Linked DNA regions of Homo sapiens: region 2 is linked to region 1. Evidence: read pairs that join two places in POLR2A ChIA-PET (ENCODE). Cell type or tissue: HepG2. All regions are shown on one strand. Each heading gives the region's core, and the rest is flanking DNA. Links, peaks and the distances in the headings are about the cores only.

Region 1 (5,381 bases), core at 149-5,148:
AAATTGTGTTAATTTCTGTCCAATTTAGTTAAATTTTCTTAAGGTGTGATTGATTTCCTTAGGACCTTGGTATATGGTCCAGTGCTGCTTAGCCAATGGGTTAAGTATCTCCAGATTCCCAGATATTTTTCTACCCTTATCTATATCCCGTCACTGCATGAAGACCCTGAGGACTTAGAAGTTAAGGTCTTAATTTGATCTTGAAGATGATTTAAACTTCTGGAGTCTCATCTGTAAGGCCAGGACAGTTGCACAGAATGTTTGTTAAGATTTCCATGCAGAAACCTAACCTAATAAGACTCAGTGAACAGGGGTATGGAAATTACCAGTGGGCTGCAGCCTCACTATTTAAACATGTCTTAGTGGCCGGACGTGGTCGCTCACGCCTGTAATCCCGGCAATTGGGGAGTCTGAAGCGGGCGGATCACGAGATCAAGAGATGGAGACCATCCTGGCCAACATGGTGAAACCCCATCTCTACTAAAAATACAAAAATTAGCCAGGCATGGTGGCACACGCCTGTAGTCCCAGCAACTTAGGAGGCTGAGGCAGGAGAATCACCTGAACCCGGAGGCAGAGGTTGCAGTGAGCCAAGATCGCACCACTGCACTCCAGCCTGGGTGACAGAGCGAGACTCCATCTCAAAAATAAATAAATAAATAAATAAATAAATAAATAAATAAATAAATAAATACTTTACATGTACCAGAACTATGGGGATACAATGAGATTAGAGTAATGAGAAAGATATACATGTCTCTGCCTTCATGGAGTTTACTGTCTATTGGGAAATTCAGATGTTAAACAGAGTCAAAAATATGATGCATATTGCAAGAGTATAAACACAGGATGCTATGAACCTACTTATTAACCAAGTGTGGCTGCATAATATCGGATTATTCATTTTAAAAAATGTTTCACTCTATGCCTTGCAACCATTCAAGCAAATATCCAAGTCCATACCTCCTTGCCTCTAGGGTGACCAATTCATCTTGGCTTGCCCAGGATTTTCTTGGTTTTGACACTGAAAGTCCCATGGCCAGGGAAAACTCTCAGTCCTCAAAAAACCAGACAGGTAGGTTATACTTCTTGCCTCAGGGAAAGTCTGGGGCAGAGTTCTCTGGCTTTTGTTTTCAAAAGCCTAAATTCTTTAGGATAACGGACATGAATCCTTCAAAAATTCAATGTCATGAAGCAACAATAACAATATAAAATGGTGAAGGGACTATTCTCGATGTAAATAAATTAGAAGGACATAAACATCAAATGCAATGTGTGACTCTAAATTGGATCCTGGTTTTTGTTCTGAAGCATAATGAACATTCTTGGAATGAAACATTTTGGGGAAATGAATATGAACTCGCTATTAGATAATTTTACGGAACTATCAACAGTTTTGTTAGACGCAACCATGATATTGTGGTTTTGTAGGTGAATGTCTTTCTCTTTAGAAGACAGGCTGAAGTACTGAGAGGTGAAAAAAGATGGTGATAAATTTTTAACGATTTTTGAATTCAGTAGAGTGCATAAGAATGTTCATTTTATTATTATTTCAACCTTTCTGTATTTACGAAACTAATACAAAGTTTTGGGAAAGAAGCCAGTAACCACTAAGCAGAATAGAGATTTGGGTTAAGAGAAATGGCCAGGCATGGGGCCCACACCTGTAATCCCAGCACTGTGGGAGGCCGAGGCAGGAGGATTGCTGAAGGACCCAAGTTCAAGATGAAAGAAACTTGTCCCTGAATTGGAAAAGGCTTCTTCCAGAATGGAAGCAGGAGAAAAAAGGAAGAAAATGACTGTGCTGGTGGTGTTGACTCTAGGCATATGGGGTTATAGAGGGCCTAGCAAAGATCCTAGTGCCCCAAATTTGGCACTGAAGCAGCTAAGAGAGCCCTGACTTAATGATATGGACATCTCAGTTGCTAGATTCCCGGATACACAGATGACTGATGAACAGACACCTGGAATTTTGACCCTAGCCCAAGTTATGAGAAGAACCCAAACTGAAACTGAGATTCCATTTCCATCACCCCAAAGAGTTACATTTTCTCCACATCTGAGTTTATGGACAGCATTGAATGTCCCGTACACTAAACTGGCAAATCCAGAAAAGTTCCCCTGAGTGATATCTTAGCTAAAACCTGAAAGATTAGAAGTTTGCCAGGTAAAAAGGAGAGAATAAGCATGTCACGCATCTGAAACTGCACGTTTAAAGGACAGAAGAGTGGTGCCTTCAGATAAACTAAGAGAAATTCAGTATGGCCAGAGCAGAGGGAGTGAGGGCAAGATGGACATGAGATGAGGGTGGAAAGGCAGCCTGGAGCCAGAATGCTCTAGGCCTTCCAAATTAGGCAAAGGAAATCACCCACACCTCTCCCCTTGGGAACTCCAGGGCCCTGCTCTTCCCTCTCAATGCCTCATCCATCCTGGTGCCCATGCCTCAGGGCCTCTCGGTGTCTTTAGAATGTGCAGTCTGGGCTACAAATTAGAAGTCATCCTGATTAGGCACCAAGTTCTTGCTGTAAAAGTGATGACAAATGGAGAGAAACTGAGTCTGTCACCCATTCTGGGGGGAGCTCTTTCCACTTGAGCCCTTTTACCCACTAATGTTATTAATACACAAACCTAGCCCCTCAAACACTGCCCAAGTATCTGTGGACATTCCCCGGGGGTGTCTCATGTGTGTTCATAGACGAATCTAGCTAGTCACCACCTGGTGTCTGCATGTTGTCCCTCCTTTACTGCCCCAGCCTCCTCTGCTAGACTATACCCTATCCAATGGGCACTACAGGCACTTCCCTGGGCACAACTGTGTCCACCAGGCACCAAAGTCTCCTCCTGCAGCTGATGAGCAGCACAGAAGGTGCCAAAGCTGTGAGATGTTATTCTGAGCAGTGGCAAAAAATGCCTCCCCTCGTGATGTGCACCCTCAGATAGTGGGATCCCAAAGTCATATTCCTTGTGCTGAAATAGTTTATAGGGGTTATAGGAAAACAGGCTTTTCAGTTTTCATGTACAGTCCCCCTAGCTTTCCACAGGGCTCAGATACATGACCACAGAGGTTGGGTAGCAGGGCCTTGGCCCACAGGCAAACAAACACATATCAGACGCTACTCTGTCCCCCAAATCACTCATCTTTTCTGACAATGGAGGCTTTGTTAGTGAGTCAGGCTTGTGGTGCCTGGCTCCTATTTCTCTGGGATGACTATTCTTCTGGGAGGAGCTTCAGTCCCTCCTGTAGGGATTTTTGAATCTGCTAACTGGTTCTCTGAATATGCCAGATATCTGAACTCCAGCAGAGGTCATAGTTTGGGCTCCTCCTGGGACCCACAGCTTTTGTCTGTCTTCTATTAGACCAGAATACTTGAGAAAAGGATGGGGTCTTGTTTGCTCTCATATCCTTGAATGGTGGCATGGGCCTGGCATGTAGGAGATGTTCAATTTGTTGTTTTTATTGAAAGACCATCCCATACCTTCGGTCAGTGGCCACCAAACTTCAGCTTGATGGAAACCACTTGGGAGATTATTAAATACACAGATTTCTAGGCTGTATCTTCAGAGATATGACTCATTTGATCTGGAGTGAAGATGCAGGACTATACATTTAAATAAGTTCCTTAGTAATTCTGATGCCCGTGGTCCTTGAATTTCAGTTTGCCTCTACCTTAGGCAGGCCTGAACCAGGGCCACTATTGGCACAAAGGACCACTTTAGCTCATTTGTGAGAATTAGAAATAGTTACCCTTTTCCCCTCTAGTTGCACCAAGTCTGAGGCCAGGGTGACAGCTTGGTGAGCAGAGTTTAGGCAGTCATTTCATCCCTTTATCCCCTATGCCAAGCATCCTCGTGCTGTGTACAACCTGAACAATTGTTTGCAGCAGGCTGGTCTGATGCCTGCTCCTGCTAAGAAATAGTGCACATGAGAAATGCATCTTTGAGTCACCCAGTCCCTCAGTAAACTCTAGGAAGATGCTGGGGTTGAATTGTGCTGGTTACTTGCACCTGGAGATCAGATGAACCACTAGCCTGAGTCTCCAGACCTGTTGGGAGGAACCTGAAAAATATGGCTTGAAAGACCGAACACAGAGGTTCTTGAATTTTGCTGCATGTTGGAATCATTTTGGGAGCTTTGAAAGCTAGGTATAATGCCTGATGCTTAATGTCTAGGTCTTAACCCCAGAACTTAATTGGTAGGGCATCAGAATTTTTTTTTTTTTTTTTTTTTTTTGAGACGGAGTCTTGCTCTGTCGCCCAGGCTGGAGGGCAGTGGTACAATCTCAGCTCACTGCAACCTCTGCCTCCTGGGTTCAAGCGATTCTCCTGCCTTAGCCTCCTGAGTAGCTGGGACTACAGGCACGTGCCACCATGCCCAGCTAATTTTTTGTATTTTTAGTAGAGACGGGGTTTCACGTTGTTAGCCAGGATGGTCTCGATCTCCTGGCCTTGTGATACGCCCGCCTCGGCCTCCCAAAGTGCTGGGATTACAGGCGTGAGCCACCGCGCCCGGCCAGCCTCAGAATTTTTAAAAGCCCCCCAGGTGATTCTAAGATTCTAACATGCAACTTAAGTTGAGAATTTCTGACCTAATGAAGCCCTCACCCTGATCAGGGAGAAGCATTGACTGCTGTGTGTCTTCCTGGGGAATGGAGGACCAGGGTGGGCTCGCCCTTCAGGCCGGAGTAGGCAGCTGGCTCTCTTGCTATGTGTGGTCCAGCTTTGTGTAAATTCTTTAGGTTTTCCCTCAAGAAAAAAATGAGTACCTGTGCCTGTGTTTCTTAGAATTTCTACCAATCACTTTCATACCTGCTGTTACTGATCACTCGCCTAGATCTAGTCCTTCTTTCACCCTTCTAAAATAAAACCCATCTATTTTTTCTTTTTAAGACAGAGTCTCACTCTGTCACCCAGGCTGGAGTGCAGTGGTGTGATCTTGGCTCACTGCAGCCTCCACCTTCTGGGTTCAAGCAATTCTTCTGCCTCGGCCTCCCGAGTAGCTAGGACTACAGGCGCACACCACCATGCCCGGCTAAGGGTCTCCATCTATTTTTAACTTGTGACATTCCTCATCAGTTTGATAAACCAGTCCTCCACAAGACATAAATGGCAGGTAAAGCTTGAATATACTTTCCAAAGTATGTGTCAAAACAATTTGATAATATGCCACAAAGAAATTAATATTATGAGAGCAAGACGTTATCTTTAAATGGTGGGACCCAAACTGGGGATGTTGTTGCTTTGTGGGGAGCACCTCAAACTTAGGGGAGTGGGAGACAGTACTGAGGGCCTTTTAGAAAACCCTACTCTTTTTACCACCTGCAGCAATGACCCGACTTCCATTCATAATGCTGATAATGCTATTCTTCTGAAGGGAGAGAAGA
Region 2 (5,381 bases), core at 134-5,133, 910 kb before region 1:
TTCCATATAAACTTCTATTTATTTTATTTTATTTATTTTATTTTTTTTGAGACGGAGTCTCGCTGTATCACCCAGGCTGGAATACAGTGGCTCTATCTCAGCTCATTGCAATCTCTGCCTCCCGGGTCCAAGCCTTTCTCCTGCCTCAGCCTCCCGAGTAGCTGGGATTACAGGCACATGCTGCCACACTTGGCTAATTTTTTTCGTATTTTTAGTAGAGATAGGGTTTCACCATGTTGCCCAGGCTGGTCTCCCACTCCAGCTCAAGTGATCTGCCTGCCTTGGCCTCCCGAAGTGCTGAGATTACAGGCGTGAGCCACCACATAAACTTTAGACACAGGTTGTCAGATTTTTCTATGAAAAACCTTGCCTGGATTTTGATTAATATTGCTTCCATTTATAGATTACTTTGGGAAAGAACTGACAATATACTTCTCAGCTGCTTGCTTTTTAAAATATTACTCATAAATATATTTAGATAATTTTTTGTATCATAATATCTACCATCTTCTTTTTTGGGGTGTCTGTATTTTGTCCTATGTGCTGGAACATAATTAAATAAGTCATTTCCTTCTAGTTATAGAAATGTAATTGCTTCTAATTTTTTTTTTTGAGATGGAGTTTTGCTCTTGTTGCGCAGGCTGGAGTGCAATGGCATGATATCGGCTCACCGCAACCTCCGCCTCCCGGGTTCAAGCGATTCTCCTGCCTCAGCCTCCTGAGTAGCTGGGACTACATGCACGTGCCACCATGCCTGGCTAATTTTATGTATTTTTAGTAGAGATGGGGTTTCACTGTGTTAGCCAGGCTGGTCTCAATATCCTGACCTCATGATCCGCCTGCCTTGGCCTCCCAAAGTGCTGGGATTACAGGTGTGAGTCACGTCGCCCAGCTTGCTTCCAATTTTTATAAGTTACAAGAAATTGTACGGTTCATTCATTAATTCTACACAATTCATTAAGCCCTATTTTTTTTTTTTTCAGAGATGGGGTCTTTCTGTGTTGCTCAGGCTGAGGTGCCGTGACTGTTCATAGGGGCAGCCACAGTTCGGGTTCCTGGGCTCAAGTGATCCTCCTGCCTCTGCGTCCTGAGTAGGTGGCACACCCGATGAGCCCTATTCTTTGCATGTGTGTGCCCCTGTACATTTTTGAAAGCATATTTTTAGTATATATTCCTAGAAGTGAAATTATTAAGTCAAAGGTAATAATATCTTTGTATCTTGATAGATATTGATAAAATTCTCTTCAAAAAGTTTACACCAAGTTACGAGTTGCCACTTGACCTATCCCCCATGCGGTTGCCAACAATGAACAAACATTGTCTAATATTTTAAAAGCTTGCCAATCTTATGGAAAAACATGGACTCCCATTATTTTTAAAATTTGCATTTCTGATTACTAGTAGCTTGAGCATTTCTTCAGCCTCTTGTAGTTTTTTTTTTTTTTTTTGAGACAGAGTCTCACTCTGTCACTCAGGCTGGAGTGCAGTAGTGCGATCATGGCTCACTGCTTCCTCGACTTCCTGGGCTCAGGTGATTCTCCCACCTCAGCCTTCCAAGTAGCTGGGACTATAGGCATGCGCCACCACACCTGGCTAATTTTTATATTTTTTGTAGAGAAGGATTTCACCATGTTGCCCAGGCTGGTCTCAAACTCCTGGCCCAAGTGATCCACCGGTTTCAGCCTCCCGAAGTGCTGGGACTACAGGTATGAGCCACCGCACCCGGCCCTGTGGTGAGTTTGTTCATTTCCTTTATCCTTTACAAAACTGGACCACTTGTCTTTTTTAAAAAATTGAGTGAGTTCTGTCTATATTGGGGATTTAATTTTCTGTCTACTTGAGTGACATTTATTTGATTTTAAGATGCTATCAATTGTAGGATGATTTAATCATGTCACTCTGGGATTAAATGAAAGATTATATGCAGATTTCAAAAAGCTGACAACAGCACACATGTACCCATGTACTCAGGTACTATTTTCTTCTTCAGCAGCATCATCAAAATGTGCACTTGAGCCTTCTTTTCCTTCAGAGCCTACACAGATTCTTGCTATCAGCAGCCCTCTGGGATATACCGAAGTGTGTGTCATAACTCTGGCTTGTGGCCTGGACATCTTTAGTAACTTTGGCATTGACAGGTATAATTTTGAGGCACATCAAAGAATACCAAGGCTTTGTCTACATATTCTGTTTTGTTAATCTCATAGTTTCCCTTTTTTTCTCTAGTTGGATTTTATATAATTAGAAGTTAGACAATTTCCCCTGCTTGAAAAGATACCATAGACAAATACAGAAGACAAAAACAGTGGCAACACATTTTGTATTATATTATATTAGCTAGAAGCCTTTGACATAGTGAGGCAGCTGAGTGACAGCTCTTCAGAGTACCTGATTTGCTTATGCCAGTCATTCCTAGCTTTGAGAATTACACAATCAATTCCAAGGACCTGGTGATTTTGATTGTCTTTAGTTATATTATCTGGCCTGAGACAAACAGGCAGCTTTATGTGTATAACTTTTTTTTCTTTTCTTTTTTCTTTTTCTTTTTTTTTTTTTTTGAGACATGGTCTCACTCTGTCTCCTAGGCTGGAGTGCAGTGGTGCGATTGCACCTCACTGCAGCCTTGACCTCTTGAGTTCAAGTGATCCTCCTACCTCAGCTTCCTAATTAGCCGGGACCATGGGCATGCCCTACCATGCCCAGCTAATTTTTAAGCGTTTTTTGCCAAGATGGGGTTTCCCAGGCTGGTCTTGAACTGCTGGGCTCAAGCAATCCTCCCATCTTGGCCTCCCAAAGTGCTGGAATTACAGGTGTGAGCCATTGCATCCAGCCCAAGATACTTTTTTCTAGCATTTTTACAGACTGTTTTCTCTGTTAGAGTCTTTAATCCATTAGACATTTATATATTTTATATTTTTAAAGGGATCTTCAGTGTGGTCTCAATACAATGGAAGCCTCTCCTCTCCCCACTTACTTATCATTCCCCCTTTATCAAACTTAACTTTCCTTTATAAAGGAGTCTGTTTCAGAATTCTGCATTATAACGTTGGTATATGGTATGCCTATATCATATATCAGGTTTGTGCAAAAGTAAATGCAGCTTTGAAAATAATGGCAAAAACCACAATTACTTTTGCACCAACCTAATAGTTTTAGTTTCTGTAGCTTTATAATATGTTCCAATATATGGCACATACGGCTCCCCTTGGGAACCTTCTTTTATCACCTTTATAGTATTGAGTGTTCCCATTCAGGAACATGTTAATGTTTCTATCTATTCACATTTCCCTTTATATTCTATAGCAAGGCTTTCTTACTTTTATTTATTTTTTCTATATAGATCTTATAAACTTGTTAATTTTCTTCTTATGGAATTTATGGGTTTTTTTGGTAGCTACTGGGAATGGTCATCCCCATAACTTTAGTCATGGGTCATTGCTGGGACATAGGAAACTTATGATCATAAAGCATCTATGCTGTAACTGACACATCTTCCCTGGGATAGGAAGGATGTTAGGTCAGTATATTAAAACCTTCAATTTGGTCCACAGCAGGAGGAATCTACCCCATGAAAGCTTATTGATATATTAATACATTTCCTTTGATGTTATTGTGAAGACAGAAAAGTAAATATGTTCTTAGCAGACTGTGAAGAAGCTACTGAAGGGGCTCGGTGCACCTCCATTCTGGAACCAGTCCTGACTATACCTGGGGGTGCATTCTGAGTAGATTTCAAGTTGGGCTTTGGGGCATCCAATATGCCTCTGGAGATGCATCTTCACCCACCTCACACTTCCTATCTGCCCAATCTATGTGCGAGGTGCCTTCTTTGGTTTTCTGGCTGTACTTGAGCTCCCCTGCTGGGATGGGCCCCTTCCTCATGAACCGCAGCCCATGAGAGGGCCTAACCTCCCTAACACTCTCCAATGCTTTCCTCCAGGAAACTGGCCCCTATTTCAAGGGTGCAGGTTGGGGTCTTCTGAATTGCAAGACTGCTGTTCTTTGCAGGACTCTGACCATTGTGTGGCCTAGATCTTCCTGCTGTCACTCCTCCTCCTTGAGTCTAGTCACTGCATCTCTCTGGACTCAGCTTGCACTACGCCCCTCTGAGAGATGGTCAGACCCTCCATCACTGTCTCTACCAATTCTTGGCCTCCTCCCCTTCCTCCCTTCTCTGCCAACTCCCTGCTAAGGTCCCAGAATCTCCCCACATGGTCCAGCCTACACTGGTTTGCACCTACAATTAAAAGTTGACATTTTACTACTTTGACCTTAAGGACGATAGAGCCAAATCTTTGAAGGCATTACCATTTTAATCAATCCACACTAAAGTGTGTCTCTTGGTGGGTGGCTTAGACAGCCATCCTCGCTATGAATGATCATCTTAAACCATGAAATTTATAATACCAAAAGCACCTCAACCCTCTGAACTCCATGACTGTGTGCAAGGTCACAGAAAGACCTAGAAGAGGCTTGTTATTGTCACACCGGAGAATCTGACAAGCTTAAAAAACACAAACCTTTCCCCCATGATTGAAATCTCTACTTACCAACTTCAGGGACACAGTCCTGAGGGTTACAAGATTCTCTCTCTTCTGGTTTCAACTGAGGGTCACAGAGGTTACTTAGAGTCATGTCATCAGACAGACACCGCACTTCCCGGACCCGAAAGCCACCCTGGCAGCTCTTGGAACACTGCATGGGAACAAAGGGAAAACATCAGATTTTTGGGCAGACCAATAGCTCAGCACACTGGAGAAAGAAGACACTGGAAAATCTCAAACATTTCCAAAAGGAGACAGAATATGAAAACAAACTCCCATGTACCTATCAACCAGCTTCAACAATCAGCAACTCATGCCAGGTGTGTCCTATCCATATCCCCAGCCCTCCTGCTCCTCCCACTATTTTGAAGCAAATCTAGACATCTGATCACTTCTTCCATATACTTCAGGCTGTAGCTCTAAAAGACAAGAACTCTTAACAATTACCACAGTATCATTATTCTCCCTAGAAATTACAATAATTTCTTATTCTCTTCAATATAGACTCAGTGTTCCTACTTCCACTTATCTTGCGAATCCTATAGATTTTTTTCTTTTTTGAGATGGAGTCTTGCTCTGTCACCCAGGCTGGAGTGCAGTGGCGTGATCTCGGCTTGCTGCAACCTCCACCTCCCAGGTTCAAGCAATTCTGCTGCCTCAGCCTCCCCAGTAGCTGGGATTACAGGTGCATGCCACCACACCTGGCTAAGTTTTGTATTTTTAGTAGAGACGGGGTTTCGCCATGTTGCCTAGGCTGGTCTCAAGCTCCTGACTTCAGGTGATCTGCCCACCTCGACCTCCCAAAGTGCTGGGATTATAGGCGTGAGCCACTGCACC

Evidence for each region. Peaks named below come from ENCODE experiments on the same cell type or tissue, not always from the same donor. Only the 100,000 strongest peaks of a DNase experiment are listed, where the experiment ranks them.
Region 2: POLR2A ChIA-PET joins it to region 1 with 5 read pairs; 2 of 35 experiments call an interaction of 5 or more read pairs at or near these places.

What each region holds. Positions count from the first base shown.
Region 1 is chr15:70,861,428-70,866,808 of GRCh38, reverse strand. It overlaps a transcript of LRRC49 not described here. Among named protein-coding and RNA genes, the nearest start is that of LARP6, 10 kb to the right of the region's middle. In HepG2, for the core only: no CTCF peak of the experiment used is centred there; a DNase peak (open chromatin) is centred at 3,148.
Region 2 is chr15:71,770,378-71,775,758 of GRCh38, reverse strand. It overlaps THSD4 (thrombospondin type 1 domain containing 4), which reads right to left. Exons shown (of 18, transcript NM_024817.3): 17 at 4,551-4,695. Among named protein-coding and RNA genes, the nearest start is that of NR2E3, 37 kb to the left of the region's middle. In HepG2, for the core only: no CTCF peak of the experiment used is centred there; no DNase peak of the experiment used is centred there.